Linked DNA regions of Homo sapiens: all the other regions are linked to region 3. Evidence: chromatin loops called from intact Hi-C (ENCODE). Cell type or tissue: GM12878. All regions are shown on one strand.

What was found. Hi-C counts contacts between places; a loop is a spot of excess contacts. Peaks named below come from ENCODE experiments on the same cell type or tissue, not always from the same donor. Only the 100,000 strongest peaks of a DNase experiment are listed, where the experiment ranks them.
Region 1: a loop joins it to region 3, with 2.9 times the contacts of the local background. A loop is called at or near these places in 3 of 110 quality-filtered maps.
Region 2: a loop joins it to region 3, with 5 times the contacts of the local background. A loop is called at or near these places in 38 of 110 quality-filtered maps.

What each region holds. Positions count from the first base shown.
Region 1 is chr2:84,812,756-84,820,755 of GRCh38, reverse strand. It overlaps DNAH6 (dynein axonemal heavy chain 6), which reads right to left. Exons shown (of 77, transcript NM_001370.2): 74 at 7,626-7,698; 75 at 6,634-6,785; 76 at 4,673-4,895; 77 at 1,167-1,451. The coding sequence ends at 1,348. Among named protein-coding and RNA genes, the nearest start is that of TRABD2A, 64 kb to the left of the region's middle. RefSeq lists a silencer at 3,156-3,305 and an enhancer at 3,456-3,505. In GM12878, no CTCF peak of the experiment used is centred here; DNase peaks (open chromatin) are centred at 3,315 and 3,975; H3K4me3 peaks cover 394 bases; H3K27ac peaks cover 384 bases; H3K27me3 peaks cover 276 bases.
Region 2 is chr2:84,866,224-84,874,223 of GRCh38, reverse strand. It overlaps TRABD2A (TraB domain containing 2A), which reads left to right. Exons shown (of 7, transcript NM_001277053.2): 2 at 3,439-3,999. Among named protein-coding and RNA genes, the nearest start is that of TRABD2A, 11 kb to the left of the region's middle. In GM12878, a CTCF peak has its summit at 3,700 (motif pointing left); no DNase peak of the experiment used is centred here.
Region 3 is chr2:84,921,849-84,929,848 of GRCh38, reverse strand. No RefSeq gene overlaps it. Among named protein-coding and RNA genes, the nearest start is that of TMSB10, 20 kb to the right of the region's middle. RefSeq lists enhancers at 2,634-2,683, 3,324-3,373, 3,125-3,786, 4,721-4,770. In GM12878, CTCF peaks have their summits at 2,654 (motif pointing right) and 3,931 (motif pointing right); DNase peaks (open chromatin) are centred at 2,668, 3,878 and 4,928; H3K4me3 peaks cover 4,053 bases; H3K27ac peaks cover 3,547 bases.

The DNA of each region.
Region 1 (8,000 bases), 110 kb after region 3:
GCAGGCGTAGGCGGGCAAAAACTCCCAAATCCCCTCGCTGCTATGTTCGATTCTCCTAATGAGATACACTCATGGGATATTTGGAAAACAAAAGTGGGCAGAGGGAATTTTTCTTGAGCAGGGGGCGTGGTTATGTGCAGGCTTCAGCAGACACAAGTTTGTGCAGTAGCCAGTCTCTGCAGCCCCCTCTATTCCCCTGCTTCAGCGTGAAGTAGCTGTGAGGTTGGCATAATTTTTCCTTCAGGGTTCCCACCTTGGAGTACAGATGCTGTGATGCCTGATATCAACTCTTTGACTTCTGCAGTGGCAGCCATTCCTGTGCCCATGTTAGTACCTATTTCTGCTTGAAACACCAAGAGTAGTTTCTGATTTGTGCACTGATTTCTGGTAAAAGTGGTGTTCCCTGCTTCTCTGCGACTTGAGTCTGCTCTTAACTTCGATAGGTATGGGGATGAAGTGGGGAGGCAGAGATAAACTGGGAGGGTAGGATCACTGTGGCTGACTCTGTTCCTCCAATTCTTTGTAAGAGGGTGGTATGGCTCCTACCAAGGGCTCAATCCTAGCTGGGTGATTTCCTTGTTTCTTGGGTCACATTATGGCCGAGGAAGCAGGCAGACCATTATTGGCAGGACTGACACAAGATGGTTTGTCACAGTGGCTGCTCCATTTGAGAACTGACCCACCAACCTCTGCTTTTGAGGTGGCAGAGGCTCAAATGCACCTGGCTGGGACTTGGTTAGTTTTCACACAGATTCATCCTAAAGTGGAAGGGGAAAATCCTCCGTACTTGGGCAGGATTGGCCTGCCCTTTTGTGAAAGCACAGGCTCTTCCAAGGATTGTGATGAAGCCCCACAGAACAGGGAACTGACATCATAGGCCAACTTCTTCTTATCCTGCTCATTTGCTCTACCAGTTGTGCTCACTGCATCAACCTCCCATGCACTGGACTCTGAGAGCCTTCATCTTGTCTAGAAATGGAAGCACCTGGGGCCTTTCATATCAGGGTGAAGAGGAAAGGAGCCTGTGAGGGGAAGCGAGTGCTGAGTCCTTACTCTTCCTGGGGGTCCCAGAAAGTAACTGATGGGAAGCTGCCTCTCACTTAGGGTGGGGGAGCAGGCTTAACAGGTGGGTTGTTGAACCCACTGCTTCTACAGCAGAGCTTGGATTGCCAACAGAAAGAACTCAAACACTTTATTTTAAGGTCATAAGAGAAATAAAAGTCACAATACGTTTAAGTCAAATCAGAATTAACACCGTTTTGCTCACATATAAATTATTCAAACCTTTTGCTCCCATTAGGAAAGATCTCTGGCCTGGTTCTTTTTCAGGGCTGAGGTGGCACCTTTTCATTCGCTCAGCTGGCAGAGCAAAGCTGATCCCTTGGCAATCCAGTAGTCTTTGGACCGCTTGGAGGGTAACAGGACGGTTACCACAAAATTGGTTGAATGTCCTAATTAAGGATATAGGAAAAAAAGGTTGTTACTTAAGAGAATAACTTCCTCATACAAAGAGAGAGGCTACAAAGAGTCAAGACATCTGGGTTCCAGGCCTGACTTGCCCCTAAAGATGCTGGACAAATAGTCCTTTATGGGTCTGTTTTATGCTCTATAAAATGAAGATTTTAGAACAAATAATTCTTTAGGACTTGTCCAGCTTAGACTTCATAGAATTTTTTTTTTCGAGACAGGGTCTCACTCTATCACCCAGGCTGGAAGTGTAGTGGCGTGATCTCAGCTTGCTGCAACCTCTGCCCTCCTGGGTTCAAGTGATTCTCCTACCTCAGCCTCTTGAGTAGCTGGGACTATAGGTGCGTACCACCATGCCTGGCTAATTTTTGTATTTTTAGTAGAGGCGGGGTTTCACCAGTTGGCTAGGCTGGTCTCAAACTCTTGGCCTCAAATGATCCGCTTGCCTTGGCCTCCCAAAGTGCTGGGATTACAGGCATGAGCCACTGCACCCAGCCTAATAATTTCTTAATAACCAGGATTCAAATGAGTTTCATATCTTGCAACAGTGATGTGTCTCTTAAATCTTTCAATTGGTAGGTTTCCCTCTGCTTCTTTTGCCGCCCCCTTGTAATATATTTGTTGAAACAACCAGACTGTTTGTCCTGTTAAGTTTCCCAGAATCTGGATTTTATGACAGCACTGCTGTGGTGATTTTAAATATATTCCTCTCTTCCTGTAAGGGGTGGTTAGATCTAGAGGCGTGACTACATTCAGGTTTGAGGTTTTTTTTCCCTTTTTTTTTTTTTTTTTTTTTTTTTTTTTGAGATAGGGTCTCATTCTTTTGCCCAGGCTGGAGTGCAGTGGTTTGATTATGGCTAACTGCAGACTTGAACTGGACTCAAGCGATCCTCCTGCCTCAGTCTCCCAAGCGGCTGGGACTACAGGCGTGTGCACCACACCTTGCTAATTTTTGTATTTTTTGTAGAGACGGGGTCTCGTCATCTTGCCCAGGCTGGCAGGTTTGAGTTTTATGGCAAGAATAATTCTTAGGTAGTAGGTACTTCTATCAGGAAGCACATTATGTCTGATTGTCTTTCTTTTTTGGGATATTAGTGGCCATTGATGACTACTACATAGGACTACCCCTCTTTTAAATAGCTGAAAAAGAGTTTCTTTTGATCCTTGTACAAGATGGGGTTTCTGTCACAGTTTCAGATAATGTTAGTTTGTTGGTCCCCTCTCCTTACTGATTTGTAAGAATTCTTTATGCCAGGCTTCTATAGTTTGGATGTTTGATCCCTCCAAATCTCATGTTGAAATTTGATCCCCAATGTTGGAGATGGGGCTTAATGGAAGGTGTTTGGCTGATGGGGGTCAGATCCCTGATGAGTAGATTAATACTCCTTGGAATGGGGGGTGAGCTGTCACTTTATTAGTTCTTGCGAGAGCTGCTTGTTAAAGAGTCTGGCGCCTCCCTCCCATCTTGCCTACTTCCTCTCTTGCCATGGGACCTCTAAACACCAGCTCCCTTTTGTCTTCTGCTATGAGTGGAAGCATCCTGAGGCTCTCACCAGAAGCAGATGCTGGCACCAGCCTGCAGAACCATGAGCCAAATAAACTTTTCTTTAAAGTTACTCAGCCTCAGGTATTCCTTTATAGCAACACAAACACAAACAAAGACAGTTGGATTTTTTTTTTTTAATTGAGATGGGGGTTTCACTATGTTGCCCAGGCTGGTGTTGAACTCTTGGGCTCAAGTGATCCTCCCACCTTAGCCTCCTGAGTAGCTGGGACTACAGACACATGATACCACACCTGGCTAGACAGCTGGATTGTTTTCAAAATAGAAGGTCAGTGATGATTAATTTAGCGCCTCTGTATGTTCAAAACTGTCTTTATTCACTTCCCTTTTGAAAGATGGTTTGGTTGTGTTTTGAATTCTGGTTCAAAGGTATTTTCCCTCAACCCTTTGAAGGTGATTCTCCATTATCTTTTTATATGCACGGTGGATAATGGGAGTTGACTGATATCAATCTGATTCTCATTCTCTGGGATTTCAGTTCCAGCATATATTATACATTGTCTCTTCTCTTTGGTTATTTTGAGCATTTTTTTTTTTTGGTCTCTGACAGTCTTAAGTATCACTTTGGTATATCTAGGTTTCTTTGAAGATTTGATTACTTGTAGGTTGCTAAAAATCATTCCTTCCACTTTGTGAGACCTCACAATCTAATGATTCAAGTGTTTCTTTAGTTTTGGGAAATTACCAGCCATTATTTTTTCAAACATTCTCTCTCCTCCATTCTTTATTTTCTCCTTTCAGGTTACCTAGAAAACAAGAAAAATGTTGCAATTTCTGGCTCCTTCCACAGGGTCACTTCTTTCCCCTCTCACTGTGCTGTATTCAAGGCGATTTTCCCAGTTCATTCTCTCTTCTCATTCTTCAGCTGTCCCTTGGTGTATCTGTTGAGGTGGCTTTCTTTCTGTCTGGTTTCTTTTTTCAGGGCTGTATCTCAGTTTCAGATGCACTCAGAGTTTTGCATCAGGGCTGTCCATTTATTCATTTGTTTATTTACTTATTTATGATGGAGTTTTCGCTCTTGTTACCTAGGCTGGAGTGCAGTGGCCCAATGTTGGCTCACTGCAACCTCCGCCTCCCAGGTTCAAGTGATTCTCCTGCCTCAGCCTCCCAAGTAGTTGGGAATACTGGCACCCGCCACCATGCCTGGCTAATTTTTTGTATTTAGTAGAGACAGGGTTTCACTATGTTGGTCAGGCTAGTCTTGAACTCCTGACCTCAGGTGATTCATCTGCTTCGGTCTCCCAAAGTGCTGGGATTAAAGGGGTGAGCCACCTTTCCCGGCCTATTCATTTATTTTAAAATTTCTTTTATGATGAGTAAAAATGGATTTAGTGAGAAAAAAGAGATTTTCGTGTCTATTCAGGCCGCCATTTTGAAAGTGGAAGTCTCTACTTGTTAAACTCTATTTTCTACTCCTTGGATTCTAATAGAAGCAAGAATTAATTCTATAATATTAATCTATACTCAGAACAAATAGAATTTATAATTACATTTACGAATTTTGTATGTTATAGGTGGCTTCATTTTAAGTCTAGTTTATTGGCCCAAGGGAGATCTTGAGCCAATCACAGCTTAGTGTTTGGACTTTGATTGAAGATTGCATTTGGTCATTATTTGAACTAATCTTAAGAACATCCTCACCTGTGGTTGAGAGTGTTCCTGCCCGGGCTCCTGTTTTATAAAGTGGGCAGTGGTAAAGTGTTGGGCTTGGCTTATAGTTTTGTTGTGGTTCAAAATGCACCACAGGCAGCACTGGATTCATCTGTCCGGGCAATGCATCTTCTATCACCATCTCCTTATCATCCCATCGAGAAGCATCCATGAACATCCCATGAACAAGAACACCATCCTCAGGAGAGGGCAACTGAAAGATACCCACAAGTCTCAAAGTGAGATGGGGGAAAAGGGATCAGCAGGTGTGAGCCACTTCCTATGTCCCACATCCTCACCAGGTAATTCTAAAAAACACTCTATACATTGCTGTTATTATTCACATTTTAGAGAGGTCAATCCTGAGGCTCTGAGAGGCAAAAAAATGTAATAATAATGTGATGACTTTTCCCCTTTTCATGGGAGGTGGAGGAGTACTGAGATCATCGTCTGTTATTCTTAGCAAGGTTTTTCAAGGATTTGGATGCCCTCCTAGAAGACAGATTATATATCTGCAATAATATTTGCAGAGTGCCCATGGACAATTCCTTTTTGTTCTTTCTCTCTTTTTTAAAAATTATGCTTACTTTTAAATGTTTGTATTAAATAAGAAAGAGGGAGAGGGAGAGACCCTGCCCATCAGATTCCTGTGATGTGATTGGATGTCTCCACCGGTGCACACTTTTTTTTTTTTTTTTCCAATTGTGGGCATCTGAGTCATCCTTCCTCAAACCCTGAGTGGATTTGGCCATTTCTGGCCCGAGGTCTTTGGATAATTGGAGCCTCACGTCTGCAGGCAGAGGACTAAGCTGTTTGGATAATATGTAGTGCATTTTATAGTGAATAAAAGGATGGTAAACTAAATTCTTTTTAGCTGGTCTTTGCTTTTTGGTGTCCTAACCTTTCTGTTTCTTGGGTGCAGCAGGATGGGACTTCCTGTTTTTGGGCTGCACATATGTTTATGCAGGTTTGCCTGAAAACTATCCTGCTACCTACTGGGTGTCCACCAACTGGGCATCACCCAGAGGGAGCACCTTTTCCTATGCTGCGCCAAGGCGGCAAATGGGCTGACAGTGGTCTTGCCTGTTTGCAACAGAGATAAAGCTGTTTAAACACATACCCTGTGTTTAGACCAGTATATGTGCTGGTCACATGACACTGGCTGTTTCTTTCACACCACACTACTGGCCTGTCTCCTGGTCTGTTGGTGGCAGACATTTGCTAGGTGGGCCAGGAGACAGGCCAGTTAGACAGTCTGAAGTCTCCCCAGATCTCAGAGATTGTAAGGCATTGTCATGGCTCAGCGCACATGACCCAAGCAGAGACATGGTATGAACTAGGGTGGAGGGACAGAGCCCTGGTGGTCACTGTAAACTTCTGTCTGTCAGAATCAGCCTCTGTGGCAGATGGAGTGTGCTGAGCATGGACCAGGGCAGGCTGGTCCCGGAAAGCTCCGGTGGGGGCTTTTATGTGGGTGTTGCTTTACCTTCCTGGAGCCTCAAGTTTTCCTGACATGGGAAAGTTGACACTCTCTTCTTAAGACAAGAAGGATCTTAAAATAATATGAGGTGCAGACATGTTAACAATTGCTCCAGCACATGCAGCTGGTGAAAGGTAGTGTCAGAATTCAAACTCAGGCTTCTCTCGTTTTTAAACCCTTGCTTTTAACTTCTTGCTATATTGATTCTGTAAGATGAAGAAGGTTACTAAAGGTAGCTAAAAAATAAAAAAAATATTGCTTTAAAAATATTTCTATAACTTAGACTAGTTTAGGCAGTTCCCATCTGGTCATTGCTAATTGGGGAGCTTATCTTGGAGGTGTGATTACTACCCTGCCCTTCCTGCTCCTGCCAATGGGAGGTGGTGGGGGAGTGGGGCATGGAAGGTTGTCTGAAATCTTCAAAGACAGTGGGATAGAAGCTGCTTTGCCATAACAGCCAGGTGGACAATACCTCCATGTCCATGGGCAGTTCTTGTCCAAATTGCACTGTCTTGGCAGCTTCTATCACTGCAGCTTGATCCCGATAGGTGGGAATTACGCTGTATTTGAAACTCAGCTCATCTATAGGCAAATTGTATTTTCGAGCATGATTTTGAAGAGTTCCTGTAATTGTGAAAATCGGAAAGCTGCGTTCAAACAACACTGCTACTCCCCAGGCACTATTCCCCTTCATCCAAACCAGGCTGCCCTGGCATTAGAGAGCCTTCCCACCACAGAGAAGACCCAACTCTTAATACCTTCCTCTGAGTTAGTTCACAGGGTCAGGAAGCCTGCGGGTCATGTTGGGAGGTAAGGGCCCAAGGGATGGACAAGCTCTGGTCCTGGCTGGGAAGGGAGGGAAGGCCAGTGTTCAGTGCATTGCCCTGTCATGAGGGAGACAAACCAGTGAGGCAGTTTCAGAGCCCAATCTCGCTAACTTTAGGATTTTGCCCAGCTTGTTTTATATGGGCTGTTTAATAGGTATTAAGAATGAGAGAGATGAAGGGCTTGGGTAATTAGCATTGAGTTGCTCACAGGCTCTAGCCCCCTCTGAGGCTCTCTAGCCAGATTCCCCAAGAGCTGATGGAGGCACATCAAGAGAATTTCTCAGAGGGAAGGGAGCTGCTCACAGCTGGGGCCTGAGCAGGTGGACAGCAGTTGATGCCCTTGAGCGTGGGTCATATGGGGAACTGAGGCACATTCTGTGTTTGTGGAGGCAGCAGTGCCTGCACTTATGTAACCTGAGAGGGGCAGGGATTAGGTTGTTGGGGAACATCTGCTATCTCTGCCATCTTTCCTCTGCCCCCCACAAGTGAGGAAGAGCACGACCTTGTTAGATTGCCCTATGATCAATAGCCTCATTGCTAGAGCATTAGCAGCCATGTCATTTCCCCAGCACCTCAAAACCCTGTGTATGAGAAGTCATGGCCATTCCTATGGGGTTTTTCTAGAAAGCGCTGGTACCTGTTAGAAATCCTTGAGGAAAGAAGAAACCAGAGATCCAGTAGGACTTAGGCTGTCCTCTTTTGAGCCACAGCTGAAGGAGAAACATATTCATAATAAACGTTATTTCTGGGATGGAATTTGTTTTCTAAAGCAAAGTCCTATTTGGGGAGAGTTTCTCAGGAGGCAGAATCTAAAGCAGCCCTGAGTTAGTCACCACCCCCATTTCACTGCCTGCCGCATTCCCCTTCCTGTTCTGCCAGCCTGATGACTGTGGACACAGAGCCTGGTTATTGTGGGGTATGTGAGAGGGAGACAGCAGCAAAGTTATCTGGGATCTGGACTCATCTTGGTTGGTCTATACCTCACTGTGGGGTCCCATGAATTAGAGCTGAA
Region 2 (8,000 bases), 56 kb after region 3:
CTTATTTCTAGACCAGTAATAGTTGAAAAGGCAACAATAAATAAATAATAAAATGAAAATGGATGCATACTGAACAGACTGCTTCTGAAGAGAAATGCAGGTATTTTGAGGTAGGATGGGGACCTTAGGCAGATTAAGTGTATTGGATAAAAACAAACCAAAACCAAACCAAAACGAACCCCACCCCTCCATTATCCTGCAGTATGGGTTTGATTTTCCTGGGAATATATTTGTTTAACATGATGGTGTCCTGATAGATGACAATGAATCAGGTGTCCATGGGTTTAATAATAACATTTCAGCTTGTTTGCTGTGTCTCCCAGTTGGAAACTATGTAGAAGTTCTTGGGTAGACTGCCTGGACATTGTGCAATTAGATCTCTTATATAGGTCAGTGGTCCCCAGACATTTCATGAACCAGACCTCTAAATGAACAAATAAACTAAAATTACTCTTCGAAGGCTGCCTCTACCTATTTGTAGGTAATAATTCTTACCTGTTTACAATTAACCAAAGACATAACTGTCAATCTCAACTTTTGATTAGCATCTATTTTAGTTACCCAGTGTCTTCTACCCTTTTGATCTAATTCTAACCAACAGTGAGACATTTGATTGCTTAATTCGCCTTAGCAGGCGTTCTTGGTAGATGTACAGTTTCCATTTCGTTTTTGAAGTATTTAAATAACCTCAGGGGCCCTTATTACTGCATAAGAGGATGCCTAGGGGATGGGGACCCTGTACGTGATTCATCTGTTAATATTACTTCAACAATCAATGGTTTTTAATTTTTTTTTTTCTTTTTTGAGACAGCATCTTGCTCTGTTGCCCAGGCTGGAGTGCAGTGGCGGGATCTTGGCTCACTGAAACCTCTGCCTCCCGGTTCAAGCGATTCTCCTGCCTCAGCCTCCTAAGTAGAGTAGCTGGGACTACAGGCGCTTGCCACCATGTCCGGCTAATTTTTGTCTTTTTAGTAGAGGTGGAGTTTCATCATGTTGGACAGGCTTGAACTCCTGACCTCAAGTGATCCACCCTCCTCGGCCTCCCAAAGTGCTGGGATTATAGGCGTCAGCAACTGCGCTCGGCCTAAATTTTTTTTTTTTTTTTTTTTGAGATGAAGTCTCGCTCTGTCCCCTAGGCTGGAGTGCAGTGGCGCTATCTCTGCTCACTGCAACCTCCACCTCCTAGGTTCAAGCAATTCTCCTGCCTCAGCCTCCCAAATAGCTGGGACTACAGGCGCAGGCCACCACACCTGGCTAATTTTTTGTATTTTAGTAGAGACACGGTTTCACCATGTTGCCCAGGCTGATCGCGAACTCCTGAGCTCAGGCAATCCCCCCGCCTCGGCCTCCCGAAGTGCTGGAATTACAGGCGTGAGCTACTATGCCTGGCCAATAAGGTGCCTTTCAGTAGAAGCACACATAAAACAAGGCTATGTATTGATCAATTGATGAAAATGTTATGAACAAGAACTTAACCCTATGTTTCCCCTAGGAACAACAGTTTAGTATTTGCTAATTTTGTGGCAACTTTATAAAATATAACTACCATGAATAATAAGAATTGCCTGTAGATAGAAACTTCATGATCCAAGGGAAGCATGTTACTTAAAAGGCTGAAGTCAAATACTTTAGTAAAGGGAATATGTTCCAAATATTTCTTTCTCCCTCCCTTCTTCCCTCCCTCCCTCTAGTCCTTCCTTCTCTCTCTCTTTCTTTCTTTTTCTGAGACAAAGTCTCATTCTGTTGCCCAGGCTGAAGCACAGTGGTGCAATCTGCAGACTCAACCTGATGGGCTCAAGCAATCCTCCCACCTCAGCCTCTTGAGTAGCTGGGACTACAGGCATGCACCACCATGCCCGACTAATTTTGGTATTTTTTGTAGAGATGGGGCTTTGCTGTGTTGCCCAGGCTGGTCTCAAACTCCTGAGCTCAAGTGATCTGCCTGCCTCAGCCTCTAAAGTACTGGGATTACAGGTGTGAGTCACCATGCCTGGCCGAAATATATATAGTCTTTCTATAACCCTAGATTTTCACATTTCCGGCTTTCTTAATACATTGTTCTTGTCACTGGTATGTCTGCCATTTACACCTAATTCCTTGAGCACTGCACTTCTTTGTACAGTGCCTCTTAATAAGCAGATATGTTATAAATGCCAGTTGTTGAGGATGAGAGACACTCAGGGGCCAGGAGTGAAATGGCCTGGCTTCAGACGAACATGCACCGCTGCTCAGCATGTGCAACTGCTTGGAGAGAATCCATCCAGCAGAGATCATCCAGATCTCTGTGATTGAAACTGAAGGCTTTGTGAGAGAAATAAGTGTGATCCACGTCCTAAAGGGACAAGAGCAAACTGTAAAATCATAGGCTCATTAGGACCCTAGTTTCAACCTTGGCGGTACATTGGGGTCACCAGGGGAGCTTTAAAAGTAGCATCTCTGTGGCCGGAGCAATGGCTCACGCCTGTAATTCCAGCACTTTGGGAGGCTGAGGTGGGCGGATCACAAGGTCAGGAGTTTGAGACCAGCCTGGCCAATATGGTGAAACCCCGTCTCTACTAAAAATACAAAAATTAGCTGGGCGTGGTGGCGAGTGCCAGTAGTCCCAGCTACTCAGGAGGCTGAGGCAGGAGAATTGCTTGAATCCGGGAGGCTGAGGTTGCAGTGAAGTGAGCCAGGATTGCGCCATTGCACTCCAGCCTGGGCAACAGAGTGAGACTCCTTCTCAAAAAAAAAAAAAAGTAGCATTTCTGAGTTCCACCTCCAGAGATTCTGATGTGATTGGTCTGGGGTGGGACCCAGGCATTGGACTTTCAAAAGCTTTGGGGGTGATTCCAGTGCATAGCTAGAGTTGAAGCCTCTGCCTTTGGGGATGTTGGTTTTGAGATCTGAAAGAGCAGGGATCATCAGGTCTGCCTGGGAGACAGTGGGCTTCTCAGGTGTCTCTTAGATGGTATCAGGTATATCCTTGGAGGCCCCTGAGACTCACTTCTTTAACTCTTGCCCAGTTCATTGCTAGGGCAGGCATGGCACAATCTCAAAACTGGTGACTGCTATTGCTTTCTCATCTTGGAATCAACATTTTGATTGAAAAGGGGGTCCCATCCCCTTTTGATTGAAAAGCTGAGTCTCATCCCAGACCAATCAGATCAGAATGTCTGGAGGTAGGACTCAGAGATGCTTCTTTTAAAGCTCCGCTGGTGATCCCAACATACAGCCAAGGTTGAAACTAGAGTCCTAATGAGCCCCTGATTTCATAATTTGCTCCTGTCTATTTAGGGCAATGGATTGTCCTGGCAGGTGAATCTACACGGACTCAAAAGTCTAAATTCTACTTTGATATCTTTTCTCTTGAAATGTGACTGATTCATTTCCTCTCACAGGTTCCTGACCATGCCTCTCCCCCATATTATACCTTGATGTTACCTCTTTTCTTTTCAGCAAAGCGAGCTGAATTCCTTCTTGTGGACCATTAAGCGAGACCCACCATCTTACTTCTTTGGCACAATCCATGTCCCGTACACCCGAGTTTGGGACTTCATCCCCGACAACTCTAAGGAGGCTTTCCTGCAGAGCAGCATTGTGTACTTTGAGTTGGATCTCACAGACCCCTATACCATCTCAGCTCTCACCAGCTGTCAGATGCTGCCACAGGGCGAGAACCTCCAAGATGTGCTCCCCAGGGACATCTACTGCCGCCTCAAGCGCCACCTGGAGTATGTCAAGCTCATGATGCCCTTGTGGATGACCCCAGACCAGCGCGGCAAGGGGCTCTACGCAGACTACCTCTTCAATGCTATTGCCGGAAACTGGGAGCGCAAGAGGCCTGTCTGGGTGATGCTCATGGTCAACTCCCTGACTGAAGTGGACATTAAGTCCCGTGGAGTGCCTGTCTTAGACCTGTTCCTTGCCCAGGAGGCTGAGCGGCTGAGGAAACAGACTGGGGCAGTGGAAAAGGTGGAAGAGCAGTGCCATCCATTGAATGGGTTGAACTTTTCACAGGTAAGACTCTCTTTGCATAAAAGACTTAGTGGCATTTGGTTGTATGGGTGAATCTGTTGAGTTTCAGGGCAGGTGATGGATCACGGGCACAGCTTGTCTAGAAATTGTCTTTGCTTAAAAATGCTTTTCCGGGGGTTAAAAAAAAAGCCAAGTGGTCAGTTATATCACTTATTTGAGTATTGCCAAGAAAAAAAACTTGTTTTTTTCTTATCATTCCAACAAATACTGTGTACTTTTTTTTTTTTTTTTTTGGGACAGAGTCATTCCACCCAGGCTGGAGTGCAGTGGTGCGATCTCAGTTCACTGCAACCTCTGCCCTCTGGGTTCAAGCATTTCTCCTGTCTCAGCCTCCCTAGTAGCTGGGATTACAGGTGTGTGCTACCACGCCCGACTACTTTTTGTATTTTTAGTAGAGACGAGGTTTTGCCATGTTGCCAGGCTGGTCTCGAACTCCTGACCTCAAGTGATCTGCCTGCCTCGGCCTCCCAAAGTGCTGGGATTACAGGTGTGAGCCACTGTGCCTGGCCCATACTGTGTGCTTTTAAAATGCATCTTAGTTCAGATCCTTCATTAAAAAGCTGCTTTGAGACGTTGTGGACATGTGGATGCCACACTGGTTGTCACAGGGCATGGCCTGGTTTGAAAATATACTGGCCATTGCTACTTTAGGAGACAGCAGTCTCTTTGAGGTCACTACTGTCCCTCTTTAGGACACTGCCCCAGGACAGTTCCTTTCCTAGGCAGAGTTATGCTCTTCTTACCCCTGGTTTAAGGATCCTACCCCAGGGCATTGGAATTTAATTTGATGTTCAAGAAGTTGGTTCTTCAATTCTCATAAGTAATACTTGATTAAAGTGCCATGGTTTAGTTGTTTCCATAAAAGTTGTTTAAAGTGCATTAGACACTTCTGGAGACCAATGGGAGTCTTGCAATATGAAATAAAGTGTTCTTGTTTTGTAAATGTTCTCATTGGGTCACGTTGAGGTTTTGTTCCTCAGAATTTGAGATTACTGTTAATCCAAATAGCTCAGCCTTAGCAGATCTTGACATACTGAACTAAGGTTGTTATTTAAAAGGTGTAAGGACATGTAACAATCTAAAAATAATGTTCCTGAGTTGATAATGATATCTTTAGGGAATTTATCTTGCTAAAATTCTATAATATTAATAAGTAATCCGATGCTATTCTATATGCTATAGTATTTGTTTGGCACACTAAGATTTATAGATAAGATAAGGGATCATTAATTGTCTGCATTGATCTCCTGGGAAAGATTTTCTTGCATTATTATGGAAACCCAAAGAGCCAATGTTATAACCTTTTCAATGTCTGCATTTAATATAATATTTTGAAAAAGAAAGGTGCTTTGATTTGAAGGCTTATTGATTTTGACGGAATGAATTTGAAATTGGTGAGCATTTTAACCTGAGCCAAAGCCTTCTTTCATACTCCCAATTGGGGAAAAAAAGCTTGGAAGTAAAATATTAGCTCAAGCAAGGTATCTTTGAAGGAAGGTGTGCAACACTGTCTCTTTTTTCCTTTCTTTCTTTTTTTCTTATACTTTAAGTTCTAGGGTACATGTGCACAACGTGCAGGTTTGTTACATATATATACATGCGCCATATTGGTGTGCTGCACCCATTAGTTAATTAGTTAATGTTAATTAGTTAACTAGTTAATTAACTAATTAACTAGTTAACTAATTAACTAATTAGTTAATTAGTTAATAGCTGCACCATTAGTTAATGGGGGAGGATAATGCTATCCCTCCCCCCTCCCCCTACCCCATGACAGGCCCTGGTGTGTGATGTTCCCCTTCCTGTGTCCAAGTGTTCTCATTGTTCAATTCCCACCTGTGAATGAGAACATGCGGTGTTTGGTTTTTTGTCCTTGCGATAGTTTGCTGAGAATGATGGTTTCCAGCTTCATCCATGTCCCTACAAAGGACATGAACTCATCCTTTTTTATGGCTGCATAGTATTCCAAGGCGTATATGTGCCCCATTTTCTTAATCCAGTCTATCATTGATGGACAATTTCGGTTGGTTCCAAGTCTTTGCTATTGTGGATAGTGCCACAATAAACATGTGTATGCATGTGCCTTTATAGCAGCATGATTTATAATCCTTTGGGTATATAACCAGTAATGGCATGGCTGGGCCAAATGGTATTTCTAGTTCTAGATCCTTGAGGAATTGCCACACTGTCTTCCACAATGGTTGAACTAGTTTACAGTCCCACCAACAGTGTAAAAGCGTTCCTATTTCTCCACATCCTCTCCAGTACCTGTTGTTTCCTGACTTTTTAATGATTGCCATTCTAACTGGTGTGAGATGATATCTCATTGTGGTTTTGATTTGCATTTCTCTGATGGCCAGTGATGATGAGCATTTGTTCATGTGTCTGTTGGCTGCCAAAATGTCTTCTTTGAGAAGTGTCTGTTCATATCCTTTGCCCACTTTGTGATGGGGTTGTTTGTTTTTTTCTTGTAAATTTGTTTGAGTTCTTTGTAGATTCTGGATATTAGCCCTTTGTCAGATAAGTAGATTGCAAAAATTTTCTCCCATTCTGTAGGCTGCCTGTTCACTCTGATGGTAGTTTCTTTTGCTGTGCAGAAGCTCTTTAGTTTAATTAGATCCCATTTGTCAATTTTGGCTTTTGTTGCCATTGCTTTTGGTGTTTTAGTCATGAAGTCCTTGCCCATGCCTATGTCCTGAATGGTATTGCCTAGGTTTGCTTGTAGGGTTTTTATGGTTTTAGGTCTAACATTTAAGTCTTTAATCCATCTTGAATTAATTTTTGTATAAGGTGTAAGTAAGGGATCCAGTTTCAGCTTTCTACATATGGCTAGCCAGCAACACTGTCTCTTAAGATAACATATTTCAGAGATATTTTAGAGCACTATAATTATAGACTACAGTGTCATGTTGATTTTATAACACATTCTTAGGGTTTGTGTAGGTGTTTAAGATGTATAAACTAAATTTCTTATAAGACCTTGAGGTTAAGCTAGCAAGGTAGAGTTGTTTAAATTCAGGAGGAAAACGACTTGTTCTTAAAAGTCTTTTTTTCATGTAACTTCCCCATGTTTCATTTCTAGAGATAAACAGTAAAATACTCACAACCTGAGTATACAGCCCAATGACTTTTTTTTTTTGAGACAGAGTCTCACTCTGTTGCCCAGGCTGAAGTGTAATGGCACGATCTCAGCTCACTGCAGCCTCTGCCTCCCAGGTTGAAGTCATCCTCCTGTCTGGGATTACAGGCACCCGCCACCACGCCTGGCTAATTTTTATATTTTTAGTAGAGATGGAGTTTCACCATGTTGGCCAGGCTAGTCTTGAACTTCTGGCCTCAAGCGATCTTCCTGCCTCAGTCTCCCAAAGTGCTGCGATTACAGGCGTGAGCCGCCACACCTGGCCTCAGTGTATGACTTTCAACCATCACTTAACTTCTCTAAACTTTAGTTTTCTCATCTTTCCAATGGGGATAATAATACTTGCCCTACCATCCTGTTGTCAGAAGCAAAAAAAAAAAAAAAAGCAGGAAATTGGAAAGCACTTCATAAATAAGATATAAGCAGAAGGGAGTGAACATACAGTGCCTACCATGAGACAGTCCTCACTGATAATTTTATATTTAACTCTCAAACTTCTCAAGATGAGTGGTATCATTGATTTTGCAAAGGGAAATTGTTTTTCTTCTTGGTTTCCTATAGACAAAGATTTTTTTTCAAAGAAGTTAAAGGAAAAGAGGACAGAAGCATAAAACAGAAGGGCTAGCAGAGGTTGCAAATAAGAGGCATATGGGCTGAATCCGACTTGCAGTTCTGTTTTATGTGGTTAGCATGATTTTTTTTCTTTTTTAATGACTAAGTTGACAATATTTAAAAATTGAGAAATACCATATGGAGAACAGCCTGGATTCTCTTGGGCCATGCTCCCACATAGCAGCAGTTGGCTGGACTGAGCACTGGCCGCCCCCTTTAGATGTGGCCAATA
Region 3 (8,000 bases):
AGTTAGATTAATATCTACCATATTTGTAACTTTTCTATTCATGTCACATTTTTTTTTCTTGCTCTGTTGCCCAGGCTGGAATGCAGTGGCGCAATCTTGGCTCACTGCAACCTCCGCCTCCCAGCTTCAAGAAATTCTCCTGCCTCAGCCTCCCCAGTAGCTGGGACTACAGGTGTGCACCACCACGCCTGTCTAATTTTTTATATTTTTAGTAGTGATGGGGTTTTGCCATGTTGGCCAGGCTGGTCTTGAACTCCTGACCTTATGTAATCTGCTTGCCTCAGCCTCCCAAAGTGCTGAGATTACAGGCATGAGCCACAGTGCCTGGCCACGTGTTATTTCCTTTTTTTTTTTTTTTTTTTTTTTGAGACGGAGTTTCGCTCTTGTTGCCTAGGCTGGAGTACAATGGTGCGATCTTGGCTCACTGCAACCTCTACCTCCCAGGTTCAAGCGATTCTCCTGCCTCAGCCTTCCCGAGTAGCTGGGATTACAGGCATGTGCCACTACACCTGGCTAATTTTGTATTTTTAGTAGAGATGGGGTTTCTCCATGTTGGTCAGGCTGGTCTCGAAACTCCCAACCTCAGGTGATCCGTCTGCCTTGGCCTCCCAAAGTGCTGGGATTACAGGTGTGAGCCACCTCTCCTGGCCTATTTCATTTTTTATTGTGGTAAAATATACATAACATAAAATTTGTCATTTATTATTATTATTATTTTTGAGATAAGTCTTAATGCTGTTGCCCAGGTGGGAGTGCAGTGCTGTGATCTCAGCTCACTGCAACCTCTGCCTCCCGGGTTCAAGTGATTCTCCCACCTCAGCCTCCCGAGTAGCTGGGAGTAGAGGTGCAGTCCACCATGCCCGGCTAATTTTTGTATTTTTAGTAGAGATGAGGTTTCAACTATGTTGGCCAGGTTGGTCTCGAGCTCCTGACCTCAAGTAATTCACCCACCTCGGCCTCCCAAAGTGCTAGGATTACAGGTGTGAGCTACCGCGCCCGGCCCCAAAATTTGTCATTTTAACCTTTGTTTTTTTTTTTTTTTTGGACAGGGTCTTGCTCTGTAGCCCAGGCTGGAGTGCAGTGGCATGATCTTGGCTCACTGCTACCTCTGCCTCCCAGGCTTAAGGGATCTTCCAACCTCAGCCTCCTGAGTAGTTGCAACTACAGGTGCACACCACCACACCTGGCTCCTTTTTAAAGTTTTTGTAAAGCTGAGGTCTCACTATATTGCCCAGGCTTATCTGAAACTCCTGGGCTCAAGTGATCCACCTTTGTCTCCCAAAGAGTTGGGATTATAGGTATGAGCCACGATGCCTGACAAATTTTATTTTATTTTATTTTATTTTATTTTATTTTATTTTATTTTATTTTATGAGTATTGTCCTGTAGCCCGGGTTGGAATGCCTGGAGTGCAGTGGTGCAATCTCGGCTTACTGAAACCTCTGCCTCCTGGGTTCAAGAAATTCTCCCTGCCTCAGCCTCCTGAGTAGCTGTGATTACAGGCATGTGCCACCATTCCCAGCTAATTTTTGTATATTTAGTAGAGACGGGGTTTCACCATGTTGACCAGGCTGGTCTTGAACTCCTGACCTCAGGTGATCCACCCACGTTGGCCTCCCAAAGTGCTGGGAATACAGGTGTGAGCCACTGCACCCAGCCATGCCTGACAAATTTTAACAATATTTAAGTGTATAATTCAGTGGCATCATGTACACTCACAATGTTGTATAAACATCACTGCTGGACCAGGTGCGGTGGCTCACACCTGCAATCCCAGCACTTTGGGAGGCCGAGGTGGGCGTATGACAAAGTCAGGAGTTCGAGACAAGCCTGGCAAACATGGTGAAACCCTGTCTCTACTAAAAAATACAAAAATTAGCGGGGTGTGGTGGCGGGCGCCTGTAGTCCCAGCTACTTGGGAGGCTGAGGCAGGAGAATTGCTTGAACCGGGGAGGTGGAGGTTGCAGTGAGCCGAGATCGGCCACTGCACTCCAGCCTGGGCGACAGGGCGAGACTCCATCTCAAAAAACAAAACAAAACAAAACAAAAAAACACTGTTTGTCTGTAGATTTTTTCACCATCCCAGAAACTCTACCCATTAAATAACAACTCCCCATTTTTCCCTTGACTTAGTCCCTGTAAACTCTGTACTACTTTCTCTCTCTCTAATTTGGGCTATTGTAGGCAACGATATAAATGGACTCATACAATATTTGCCCTTTTGTGTCTGGCTACTTCCACTTGTAAATAACGCTGCAGCACTTCACAAGTGTTACAAGTGGTGCAGGTACCATTTATGCATTCACAATTCCTCCTTCCCATCCTTTATAACATTGCGGTTATTCAGTTCACTTATACATATGCTACAATTGCCTAATACATTGTTGCTATTAGAACTTTTATCAGTTATCTATTAGATTAATTAAATATAAGAAAAAGGATTTCATTTTACCTTCACTTATTCCTTCTTGGATCCCTCTCTGAAGAACTTCTTTTTAGCATTTCTTTTTTGTTGCTTTCTGGCCTGGTGTGGCCCTTAGGTATTTAATACTACAGTACTCTCCGAATTGTTTCTGCTTTAGTCAAGTCATGGAGCAGTGGAAACAAAATATAAAATATGTTCCAGTTCTCTGCTGTCACTCCAGAGATGACCACCAGATGGCGCCCGTTCCCACTTCCTAAGGCCTCTTGTCTTCCGCACTGTAGCCGAGACACGCACGCGGGGTACCTGCAATCCGCTGATGGCTGCCGACTGCAGGCTGGTAGTTGAGTTCGTCAGTCTCCCTCCAACCCTGCATGTGTTTAGGACTCTGTGTTTAGGACTCTGTGTTTAGGCGTCCCTTGTAGGAACCAGGGCGGCAGGCTTTCCTCGGGAGCCTGGACGCCTCAGGTCATCATATAGTGATGATGATGGGGGGCCCGCCGGTGAGAGGGATCAGAGGCTGGCGGCACACCCCTCTTAGCACTGGCAGCCATGCCATGCAGGGCCACCCCACTATCCTGCAGGGTCACACACGCACGTCCCTCTGGACCAGGGAAGCTACGCATATGGGTGCAGCTGGGGGTAATTACAGACTGTAGGAGTGGTGGGGTCTGTGGGAGCGCAAGCTCGTCTCGAAGGTATTCATATCCAAAATTGCTTAAGACGCTGTGCTGCTGGCCCGGCACGATGGCCGTAATCCCAGGATTTTGGGAGGCCTTGGCGGGAGGATCACCTGAAGTCAGGAGTTCGAGACCAGCCTGGCCAACGTGGTGAAACCCCGTCTCCACTAAAAATACAAAAATTAGCCAGGCGTGGTGGTGGGCGCCTGTAGCCCCAGCTATTCGACAGGTTGAGGCAGGGGAATCGCTTGAACCTGGGAGGCGGAGGTTGCAGTGAGCTGAGATCACGTTATTGCACTCCAGCCTGGGAGTGAGACCCCGTCTCAAAGAAAAACAAACAAACAAACGACAACAACAAAATGTGCTGGCCTCAAAACGCACATCTGTAAACTACTTACCACCTTTAAAAAGTCTGGCGCGGGATAAAGTCCAAACGCGTTAGCAAGGCCCTGGGGAGCTTCATAGCTCTTCCCACCCTCCTTTCCATCCTGTCTCCCGCCTCTCTCCAATGCACTTTATGCTGTGTCCAGACTGAACGTGCCACGCCCCTCCACGCCCTTTATCCAGGGCGTAAGCCCTTTGTCCGGAAGGCCCTTTCTCCCCGTCTTCATCTCATTCAAGATCCAGCTGACGTGTGGCCCGGACTCCCCGGTGAGCTGTGGGTACATCCCAGGCTAGCTGCTGCAGGACCGTCGCGCCGCTCAACTCCAAGGAGCACCGTTTGCTCTGGAATGTGTGAGAATGGCGCCCCCTGGTGGCCCGGGAGTTGTGCAACGCGGCTGGGCACGCAGCCAGCGCTCACTGCAACTTGTCACTCGGGTCACCCTTCTCCGAGGCCACCTCCACAGCTGGCCACCAGAAGGCACCCTTCACCTTTCCGGGGCCTCCGTATTCATAAGCGAATTGATGACTAGGGAACCGATTTATGCATGGTGGGTGGCGCTGTTGGGTCTCAAGCTTGCCTTTCTCTGCCTAGCCCCGGGACCTCCTGAACCCAGTAGAGGCCTACCTTGAGGTGTATTTCTGCCCCTCTCTCCCCCATAGCTGCTCCTGAATACTCCTCAGCCACAATTTCTTCCCAGGTGGACAATATGGGCTCAAGAAATTGCTCCCTGAGTCATCAGATCCTCTCATGATGCTTAAGCTTTAATACAACATCCCTGCATGCCCCACTTGCCTAGACCTGCCCTGGATCATCAGTCTGTGCCCTCTTGGCTTGGGGAGGCCAAGAATGGGGCCTGCCTGTGTGTGGGCCAGGCAGACAGCCTCCTAGAGAGGTGACTTAGAGGCTCTGGAAGGCTCCCTCGGCTCCCTAAACCTGTGGGCAGGTGGAGAGGACCCAGCGCTGAACATCTCCCAGAAGAGATGGGAACAGCTAGTGGCTGAAGGGACATGCATCATATTCTCAGTAGCGCCTTTAGAATTTCTAAAAAAGAAGAGGCTCAAAGGCAGCAATCTGGTTATGTTATGGGTGGAGGGTGTCCAGGTTCTTGGCAGTTTGAACAAAGGATTGGACAAAATGCACAAACAAAGCAAGGAAGGAATGAAGCAACAAAAGCAAAAATTTATTGAAAACGAGAGTACACTCCACAGGGTGCGAACAGACCAAGCATAGGATTTTCTGGGGTTTAAATACCCTCTAGAGGTTTCCCACTGGCGACTTGGTGTACACTCTAAGTAAAAGAAATAGTGGCCCACTATCAGTCTGATTGGTTGCAGAAATTAACCAATCAGAGGCTGAAGTGAAGTTACAAAGTAACTTACACCTTTGTAAGTGTCTGATTGGTTGTGGAAAGCAACCAATCAGAGGCTGAAGTGAAGTTACAAAGTTACACTCCTATGCAAATATCTGGTTGCAGAAATCAACCAATCAGAGATACTTTCAATTTTCCGTCGGCCCCACAGAAAAGGGGGGTGGGGTTTGCAAAGGGAGTAGCCTCCAGTCCTTTTGTTACTTAGGTGTGGAAAGTTGGGGTTTTCCTTTTGATTTAGTTCTAGAAAGTCAGCGTGAATCGGCCTTAGGTTCCCTGCCTCCAGACCCTATTTTTCTGCTTCAGTCAGGAGGGGGTGGTCTGGGGATGTGGGGGGCAACTATGGGTTTGCCTTGAAACTCTATATGCCTTGTAAGGATGAAGCGTTTGCAGCTTAATTAAAACAGAAACATTTCCAGAGATGCCTTTATTCATGTTTATATGAGGATATTATAAGTGCTTATTTTATTTAAGAGGTTGATGAAGATTATAGTGGGGAAAAGCATCCCTTGGTACAGTTCAGGTCCTGGTGACAGGTTTGTTCACGAGCAGTGTTGGTGGTAAGGAAACTCTGATGGGTTTTAGCATTTTAGTGGGCTAATCCAGGAAGGAATGGGCTGCACCGGGATTACGTGGGTTGACCCCAGGGGAAGAGAATGAGAGGAAGTGTCAAGACAAAGGGAGAGAGGTTTGGGAAACTCCCCAGGACTGGGAGGAGCCAGAAGCCTGCAGTTTCCTCAAGGACCTGAGACTCTCACCCACTCTCTGTGTTCAGGGAAGTAGCCTCCCCTGTAGGAGCACTGATGTGGTAGATATAGTTAATAGTGGGGTGCAGGACCAGATTGAATTTCTTTTTTTTTTTTTTTTTAGACAGGGTCTCACTCTATTGCCCAGGCCTGGAGTGCAGTGGCTTGATCTTGGCTCACTGTAACTCCTGCCTCCCAGGTTCAAGTGACTCCCCTGCCTCAGCCTCCTGAGTAGCTGGGATTGCAGGTGTGTGTTACCACACCCAGCTGCTTTTTTTTTTTTTTTTTTGAGACGGAGTCTCACTCTGTCGCCCAGAGTGCAGTGGTGCGATCTTGGCTTACCACAACCTCCACCTCCCAGGTTCAAGTGATTCTCCTGCCTCAGCCTCCCAAGTAGCTGAGACTACGGGCGCACACCACCATGCCTGGCTAATTTTTGTATTTTTAGTTGAAACGGGGTTTCACCATGTTGGCCAGGATGGTCTTGATCTCCTGACCTCGTGGTCCTCCCACCTCGGCCTCCCAAAGTGCTGGGATTACAGGCGTGAGCCACAGCGCCCGGCCTAGGAAATGAATTCTATACAGAATAATCAGAGTGGTTCCTGTGCCCTTTGGCTGCTTGTGCAGTTAAGCACATTTATCATGACTATTATAAATTATTTCCTTTTAATTATAGCCAAGTTAATCATACACAAAATTTTTTATAGCTTTTCTTTTTATGAACCTTATCATGATTTACACAGACAATTTACAACATGCTTGAACTTTTTGTTTTGTCATAAATTTCCCTCTTTCTTAAATAAACAGTCATTTTACTGTAGGACAAAAATTTACCACATAAGATTATTTCTCATACAAAATTATTCTCTTTTCTTCTTAATCTTTGTTACCAAAAATACATCTTTACATCTGTGACTCTCTTTACATCTCTTTCACCTATTTACTAGTTTCTTTTTACCTTCTTTCATAAATAGGCTTTACATAATCTCTGTATTACATACAATTCTTTTTGTCAAAAGAATATAACTTTATGTCTTCCTTATATTTTTTTAAATGTGCATATTTTATACATAGAATTATATAACTAGAATCAATCCCTCCCTCCCTCCCTCCCCTCCCTCCCCTCCCTCCTTTCTTCCTTCCTTCCTTCTTTTTTTTGAGACAGGGTCTTGCTCTGTTGCCCAGGCTGAAGTGCTATGGCATGATCATGGCTCAATGAAGCCTCCAGCTCCTGGGCTCAGGTAATCCTCCTGCCTTAGCCTCCTGAGAAGCTGGGATTACAGGTGCCCGCCACCACACCCAGCTAATTCTTTGTATTTTCAGTAGAGACAGGTTTTCACCATGTTGGCCAGGCTAGTCTCGAACCCCTGACCTCCCACCTTGATCCACCCACTTTGGCCTCCCAAAGTGCTGGGATTGCAGGTGTAAGCCACCAAGCCTGGCCTAAGAATAAATTTATTATGAGTAGACTCATGCAATTATGGAGGCTGAGGAGTCCCACAATCTGCTTTCGACAAGCTGGAGACCCAGGAAAGCCTGGGCTATAATTCAGTCTGGGTCCAGAGACCTGAGAACCAGAGGAAATGATGATATGAATCTCAGTTTTGAGGCGGCAGAAGATAAAAGATGTCCCAGTTCAAGCAATGAGGCCGCATAAATACTGGGGAGGGCAATCTACTGGGCCCACCAGTTCAAATGCAATTCTCATCCAGAAACACCCTCACAAATATACTCAGAAACAACGTTTAATCTGGGTCCACTCAAATTGACCATAAAATTAACCATCACAGGCTCATACCAAGATGAGCATATTTTGGCTGGGTGCAGTGGCTCACTCCTATAATCCAGCACTTTGGGAGGCCGAGGCGGGTGGAGCACCTGAGGTTGGGCATTCAAGACCAGCCTGACCAACATGGAGAAACCCTGTCTCTACTAACAATACAAAATTAGCCAGTCTTGGTGGCACATGCCTGTAATCCCAGCTACTTGGGAGGCTGAGACAGGAGAATTGTTTGAACCGGGAGGTGGAGGTTGTGGTGAGCTGAGATCGCACCATTCCACTCCAGCCTGGGCAATGAGCGAAACTCCATCTCAAAAATAAAAAATAAATAAAAATAAAGATGAGCATATTTTGCTTTACCAGTTAATATGCTGAATTATGACAACAGATTTCCTAGTATTGAAATTTTATTGCATCCTTGGAATAAACCTTATTTGGCCATGTTTTGTTATTGTAATATACTTTTTTGATTAAATTTACTAGTATTTTATTTAGAAGTTTGCAACAATATTCACAGTAGATTTTGTTTTCAGGATCATATTTGCTTTGTAAATGTTTTGGAAGGCATGTTAGAGTGCTCCAGAGAGAAAGAGCCAATAGGATATGTATATATACAGTTGG